Linked DNA regions of Homo sapiens: regions 1 and 2 are each linked to region 3. The links are chromatin loops, found by intact Hi-C in ENCODE. Cell type or tissue: B cell. All regions are shown on one strand.

Evidence for each region. Hi-C counts contacts between places; a loop is a spot of excess contacts. Peaks named below come from ENCODE experiments on the same cell type or tissue, not always from the same donor. Only the 100,000 strongest peaks of a DNase experiment are listed, where the experiment ranks them.
Region 1: a loop joins it to region 3, with 9 times the contacts of the local background. A loop is called at or near these places in 4 of 110 quality-filtered maps.
Region 2: it touches region 3 in a loop (14-fold over the local background); 14 of 110 quality-filtered maps call a loop at or near these places.

The regions. Positions count from the first base shown.
Region 1 is chrX:10,118,491-10,120,990 of GRCh38, forward strand. All of the region lies in intron 12 of WWC3 (WWC family member 3), which reads left to right. Among named protein-coding and RNA genes, the nearest start is that of CLCN4, 37 kb to the right of the region's middle. RefSeq lists an enhancer at 939-1,233. In B cell, CTCF peaks have their summits at 1,155 (motif pointing left) and 1,370; DNase peaks (open chromatin) are centred at 441 and 1,221; H3K27ac peaks cover 477 bases.
Region 2 is chrX:9,164,598-9,167,097 of GRCh38, forward strand. No RefSeq gene overlaps it. Among named protein-coding and RNA genes, the nearest start is that of FAM9B, 130 kb to the left of the region's middle. In B cell, no CTCF peak of the experiment used is centred here; a DNase peak (open chromatin) is centred at 1,524.
Region 3 is chrX:9,340,689-9,343,188 of GRCh38, forward strand. No RefSeq gene overlaps it. Among named protein-coding and RNA genes, the nearest start is that of TBL1X, 120 kb to the right of the region's middle. RefSeq lists an enhancer at 1,312-1,371. In B cell, no CTCF peak of the experiment used is centred here; DNase peaks (open chromatin) are centred at 443, 1,413 and 2,013; H3K4me3 peaks cover 1,846 bases; H3K27ac peaks cover 1,386 bases.

The sequences.
Region 1 (2,500 bases), 780 kb after region 3:
TTGACTTTTATTTGCACGGCAAAAATGTTTTAAATGTTCCATTTAGGCAAACACTAGATAATTTGTGCAGCATAGTGGATCTCAGCCAGGGGTGTTTTTGCGTCCTGCCCCTGGGGAACACTTGGCAATGTCTGGAAACATTTTTGGTTGTCACAACTAGGGGATGGGAGATGCTCCTGGCATGCACAGGGCAGCACCCCCTCCCCCTCGAGAATGGTCCAGCCCCAAATGTCAAGAGGGCTGAGGCTGAGAAACCCTAGTCACGTACTATGGAGTATTTATGCGGCAAGGGGTAGAAATAAAACTAGAGAGCAGAACCAGTGTGGTGTAGTGGAAACAGCTTCAAACTAGCAGCTGGGAGACCAGGCTTTTGTTCCCTGCCCTGTCCACTTCTAGCTGTGTGACCTTGAACACATACCTGGACTGAGTCTCACCTTTTCCACCCTTGAATGCAGTGATCTTTGTGACCCCTTCCATTTGCCACCATTCTGTTACCCAAGAGATAGATGGATTGGTAGATCAATAGATAGGTTGATCACTCTATAAAATAGTAGTCTGTTGGCACTTACGTGCGTAACCAGAGGCCATCATGTTCTGAGACTGCCCCAGGGCTTTTTGGCATCTCTATTTTGGTGTCTGCCCCTGTGTTTGCAAACACACTTTGGTATCCCCAGATACATTGTTTCTGAAGTCCATATATGCAGGTATCCTTCATTAGCTTTGTTCCTCTTTATAACCACAGGTTGATTGCTCCATGTTTATTCCGTTCAGTCAGAAAAGAAATATCCAATTAGGACTTCTTTCTTAGTCTCCCTCCTCTCTCCCACCACCTTCTCCTTAAGGGATTGAGATTCCAGAATGTCAGTCTAGTTAGGCATAAAATCTGCACAAGGCCCAAGGGCCACTTTGGGTCAGAGGAGAGACAGAGTGGGAGGGAGAAGCGCTGACTTAATTTCACATCCTGGTTTCTTTATTTTTTCCTTTGCTTTCCGTGGCAGATGCTATAATGGTTGAAACTTCTTGGACTGGGAAGTATTTGCTTACGTGTGTAGACACTGCCATCTCGTGGTGGAGCCATATGTCATTCGTGATTATTTCTTGTATTACACTGCCATCTTGTGGCGGATTCGTATATGACATTGGTGATGAATTCTTGTATGGCACTGCCATCTGGTGGCGGATTCTTATATGACACCGCCAATAAATTCCTGAGTGACACTGCCATCTGGTGGTAGATTCTTATATGACATCGGTGGTGGATTCTTGCGTGACACTGCCGCCTAGCGGTAGCTTTTTATGATACTGCCATCTGGTGATGGTTTTATATGTTACATATATTACATTGTTTCAAGGACACATATGTATTATGTTGTTCTAAGGACACGTTTATTTGTATCCTTAGAAACTTGAAATAGTTGACCCTGCTGGGTGTCCCCAGAGGGCCGGGTTGGGTAGCCAGCTTCAGGCATGGACACAGGGGGGGCTCCTCGCCTCCCCTGCCCCATCATGTATCAGCTGTGCTGGGAACACTGCAGTCTAAGTTTGGCCCCCAGCAAGTCTTAGTAAGACAAAATTTTTGTAAGATAAAAATCAAAGTTGTCCAAACTTGCAAACCAGCCTCTGAATGATTTTTTCCTTGTGTTTTCAATCAATCGGAGGAAACAGAAGGCAGGTCAGAGGAGTGGGGCAATACACTGTGATTTTTCATACTATTTACGTTTTTGTTACAGTTTTGTCTTCCCTGGATTTTAAAAGTCAAATGTGTTATGATTATGAAATACTTAGCTATTTTCATCTACCCATTAGTATTTGCTAATCAAAACCTGTAAAAATCTTGACTTTGCTCATATTGATGTTTTTATGATATTGATATTCTGTTTAATGTTGTTGGCTTAAATTCTGCAGTGTTTTCACTTTGTGCTTTTTTTTTTTTTTATCTCCTCATGCGGCTCGACAGAAGTGCTCACTGTAAGTGGCCTTGGGAGTCCCCTTGCTCAGCGTTGTTGCTCAGGCCCCAGGCATACGTTTGTGCTGTGGATGGATGTGTTCAGGATGGCTGGGGTGTGGCCAACGACGGTTATCTTATAGCTGTGCTTCAACACAAGTTGGCAATTGGCCTTATTGTTATCTCATTGTTAATATTCAAGCTGTTTAAGAACTTTCCTAGAAGCTTTCACTGTTCATTCCCTGTATGTGTTTGTTTCTGGAATGTAATGGCGTTCGTTGCTGTCATATGCCACCTGGCAGCTCTGCTATGCTGTGGTTTTGACTGTATTTTCTTCCTTTTTACCAAGCACTGTTCACATCCTTGGCTCTTAGTGTCTGTCTGTCTTGAATGATGAAAAGGGAGTAAAGAGATTTTCACATGAACATGGGGAAGATTTGACCCTTGTCTCCCTGGCACTGCTCCTGAGGGTCCACCTCTGTGCCTTGAAGCCCCAGGGCAGGTGTCCGGGGTGTGGAGCGTGGAGTCTGTGCTTTTTCTCAGCCGGGGCAGTTG
Region 2 (2,500 bases), 180 kb before region 3:
TGACTCACGGTAGAAGGTAAAGCAGGAGGATACACAACACATGACCAGAGCAGGGGCAAGGGGAGTGGGGGCGGAGCAGGTGCCACACACTTACAACCAATCAGATCCAGCGATAATTCACTATCATGAAGACAGCACCAAGATATGGAGGATCCGCCCCCATGATCCGAACACCTCCCACCAGGCCCCACCTCCAGCATCAAGGATTACAAATCAATATGAGATCTGGGCGGGGACACATATCTAAACTGTATCACCCAGCAGTTCTACTCATAGGTATTTGCCCCATCCCGTGCCAAGGAAAGGGAAAACAAAATGTACGGGACCACGAAAAAGAGCTGTGCAAGAATGTTCATAACAGCTTTATTCATAAGCAACAAAACCTGCAAACAACCCAGGTGTTGCTTAATAGGAACACAGAGAAACCAAACATAGGATAGTCATGTAATGGAACAGCACTTGCCAGTGAAAAGCAACAACAAGAAGTCTCAAAAACATTATGCTTAGTGAATGAAAGAAGGCGTCCACAAAAAGAGTGCATACTACACAAAATTCTAGAACAAATAACTCATGTATGGTGGTAAAAGGTCAGAGCAGTGGTAGGCTCTGAGGGAGTGGGCATAGGGATTAACTGGCAAGAGGCATGAGGAAACCTTCTAGGGTGATGATAATGAGCTGTATTTTGATAAGCATTACACAAGCGTATGCTTTTGTCCAAACCCAGTGAATGTGCACTTAAGATTTGTGCATTTCACTGCATGTAAACTTCAGCTGGAAATAAAAAATACTACAAATACTAAACTCTAGTTCATGATGTGCATGCTGAAGTATTTAATGGGATGTACACTGGTATCTCCAGTTTACTTTGAAACGCGTCAGAAACTAAGATGGATTAGTGTATAGAGGGCCAAATAGATGGATAGATACATGTTAAAGGAAGGTTAGTAAAATGTTAATGGTAGAATCTAGGTGGTGTGTAATGGGTGTTCACTGTAAAATTCTTTCAACATTTCCATATGCTTAAAAATCTGTATAATAAAATGTTGGAAAAAGTCCGAAGAAACTAAAACAGTAATGAAGGAAGATTAGCCCTGTATATAGCATGCTGAAACATAAATAAAACCTTAATATTTAACTTAAGTAGACAGAAAGATCAATGGAACATAGTAGAAAATTCAGAAACAGAACCCCCCATATGGAAAGTTAGTATATGTTATAAGTGGCAACTCAGGTCAGAAGAGAAGAAATGGATTATTTAATAGTTTTGAGAGAAATGAGCTGCCTTCTGGAAGAATATATTTGGTTCTATGCCTCACACCTTATGCCAGGATAACTTCCCAAATGATCAAATATTTAAATATATATAAATATGTAGAATTCAGTGATAAATGAAAGAAACCATGGGATAATTCTTCTGTTAATACTAAGGGGGAAAAATCCTTTCAACTATGACCCAAATGCCAGACATGATAACAGACTGAGTAATTCAACCACAAAAACGTCAGAACTCTTCAAGCAAAACCACAATAAGCAAACTCAAAAGACAGGTGGCAAACTGGGGGAAGATTGTGAGATCTCATAAAGTTAATTTCTCTAATAAACAAGTAGCTTATGGCTACAATGAAAGAAAAAGATGGAAAACAATACGAACAAATAATTCAACAGAAGACAAATGGTTTTTAGTCCCATACAATTATCCTCAACTACAAACATAATAATGGAAAAAATGGATTGCCATGTAGTTTTAACTTGCATTTCTATTAGAAGTTAAAAAAAAGCCGCAGTGTATAATTCACTTTAAAAAGGAGAGAAACACACACACACACACACACACACACACACACACACACATACACATTACAACACATAAAAATGTGCTCATAGATATTTTTAAAAGCTCCAGAACGTGCATTGCTTATTCAGGGTGACAGGGATGTTTTTTAACAGCTTATCCTTTTATACTTTTTAAATTTTGAACCATGTAAATGGAATACCTAATTTTAAAAATTAGATTTAAGAAAGTGAGAATAATTATATTGCAAACAAAGGCAGCAGCGTGGGAGGCAGCCCAAGCTCCAGCCCAACTCTGCTACTAATTAACTGGGTGAACTTGGGCCAGTCTCTTGGAATCATTGACTATTCTGGCTGCAAAGAATCTCAGAAATATTCTCATTCCACACTTGTTTTATGGAATAGGAAACAGAAGCACAGAATAAATTAAGTGACTTAGCCAATGTCACATGCAGTCAGTTTACTGCAGAGCCAACAAAAGCTGTAGATGTGTCAGTTTCTTCTTAGATAAGATGGGAGTACTGCCATTAAGAAAAGGCAAGCTGCAGAGATGGGGAGAAAATATTTGCAAATCACATAACTGACAAAGGACTTATATCCAGAATATATGTTTTTAACTCTCAAAACTCAACAATAGGAACAAAAATAAAGATGCTTAAGATCATTAGCCATCAGGGATATTCAGATTCCTAAAAACCACAGTGAGATA
Region 3 (2,500 bases):
ACTGGAGTCCTTATAAGAAGAGGCGATGAGGACACAGGCACACACAGAGGGACGACCATGGGAGGATACAGGCCGTCTACAAGCCACCGAGAGGGGCTGCGGGAGAAAGCAGCCCTGTGACACTTGGGTTTCAAACATGTGGCCTCCAGAATGTGAGGGAATCCCTGTCTGCTACTCTGGCATGGCAGCCCTAGCCGGCTCATACGGGCCCATCCCCCACTCGCCATCTCAACGTGGAGACCCTACAGGAACTCATGGCCCGGGAAGGCCTTTTGGTCCCCTCACCCCTATTTTCAAAGCCCACACAGTTAAAATGCAGGGGGGCTTCTTGCTCTTAAGACTGAAATGGTGCAGCTCCCTACACCCGTCTGTGTCCACGGCCATCCCCAGTATAGCAAACTTACATGTGACACCCAGCTCGGTATTTCCCCTCTCAGGTCCCCCTTCCCCCTCCTACAGACACATCCCCAAACCCTTTTAAGATGTTGCATAACCTGGCTCCGGAAGCCAATAGAGTTTTTACTGAATCTGGCTTCACATAACCCAACAGATTGTGAACTAGACATTTGCCAACTTTTCCCCCGTGCCAGACCATTTTTAAGTTATGTGTGCACAGAATGGCATTTAAAGGACTTAAATAACTCTCCAGGGGGAGAAAAGAGCAGAAAATAGCCCACAAGGCTCCTATAAACGGGGGCAGGAACAGCAGAAACAGAATTTGGGGCGAGTGTTCTGCTTGTTTTTAGTTGCGGCGGGAGGGGCTTTTCTATTAGGTTGTGTTTTTGTTGTTTTTGCTTTGGGGGTGAAAAAAGGGGACAGAGAACAGAAAGGAACCTAGTTTATAGTGACAGCTGTTTAGGAAAGTCATTTCTAGATTAGAGGGGAGAGCCCCTAGGGGCTGCTTCTAGATTCCACTCCTTGGGGTTGGAGGGGCCGGGTGAGCAGGCTTTGGGGAGTGCCTGGGTGACTACCCCAACCCTGCCTCAACGGCACCCCCTCCCTGTGCACCGACAAATAAATGGTGGCTGTAAAAAAAAAAAGAAATAAATGTTTTTTTAAGCAGTGCTTCCTGTTATGTTCAAGGAAGACTAGGGCCGTTTTATTATTAAGCAATTTTCTCTTTTTAAGTAAACACACACACGACCACATTGCTGCAAGGCTAAAATCTCTTGCCTTACTCAAGCATCGACGTTTTCAATCTCCTATTTTCTCAAGCCCTCAATGAAGCCTTCCAAGAGCTTGCCTATGTTTAATTTGCATTCCGAAACAGAAAATCTAATGTGTTTTAACATTGTCTGCTTCAGCTGAAAAGGAAACTGTAAATTTATACAGTCTGGTTTAAAAAAAAAAAAATTGGCCATTGCATCTAAATGAGTCTCCTCCGGAAAGAGGCTGGGTGGCGCCCCTCCCCCTCCTCCCTCTTTCACTTCCCCTCCCGCTTCTCCCTCTTTCACTTCCCCTCCCCCTCCTCCCTTTTTCACTTCCCCTTGTCCTCCCTCCCTCACCTCCCATCCCCCTCCCTCCTCCTCCCCTCCCCCTCTGCTTTTCACCCCCTCCCTCCTCCTCCCCTCCCCCTCTGCTTTTTACCCTCCCCCTGCTCCTTCCCACCTCCCCTCCCCCTCCCCCGCTGCTTTCACCCCCTCCCTCCTTCCCTCCCCCTCTGCTTTCACCCCTCCCTCTTCCTCCCCTCCCCCTCTGCTTTTTACCCTCCCCCTCCTTCTCCCCTCCACCTCTCCCCTCCCCATCCTTCTCTGCTTTTCACCCCCTCCCTCCTCCCCCCTCCTCCTCCGTTTTGCACCCCTCTCTCCTCCTTCTCCTCCCCTTCCCCCTCCTCCTCTGCTTTTCATCCCCTCTCTGTCCCTCCCTCCCCCCTCCTAGCCTCCTCTCCCTGCATTGGAGTTTAGGCCACAGCCTCCCTCCTCCCTCTTAGTCTTCCAGCCTCCTCCCCTCCCCTCCCCTCTCTTCTCCTCCCCTCCCCCAGGATCAGACTCGGGGCCGGTCTGTGCCAGCGCCCTACGTGGACTGGGAAAGAATTACCGAGGACCTTAGAAGAGCTGCGCACTCGCAGCGCCCCGCCCCCACGCCGCCGGCCGCCCGCGCGGGTGTCTCCCTGTGCTCCCAAAACACGGCTCAGGTTCACCGGGTCCTCCCCCGGGGATCTCAGGGCTGTTGGGGGGTGCTGTGGTTCCCAGAACGCCGCGACACTCTGAAACAGGAAAGGGGACGGCAGAGGGGTCCTGCTGCGGGGGAGCCCTTGAGAAGGCCTGGGTGGAGAGGGACTTGGGGACAGAGGTAAAGAAGGGAGTCTCTGGGGGTGAGGAAGTGCCTGGGAAGGGCACGAGGAGGAGTTGGGGAAGGGAAAATCAGGCCCAAAGTTTTAGGGCTCTGTCTCTACTGAAGGTCAAAAAGGGTTCCTGCAGGGCAGTGGGAGACCTGCTCCTGACGACCCCGTCCTATAATTAAATCCCTGAGTAAGAACACTCCAGAGTTGGGGCTCAGT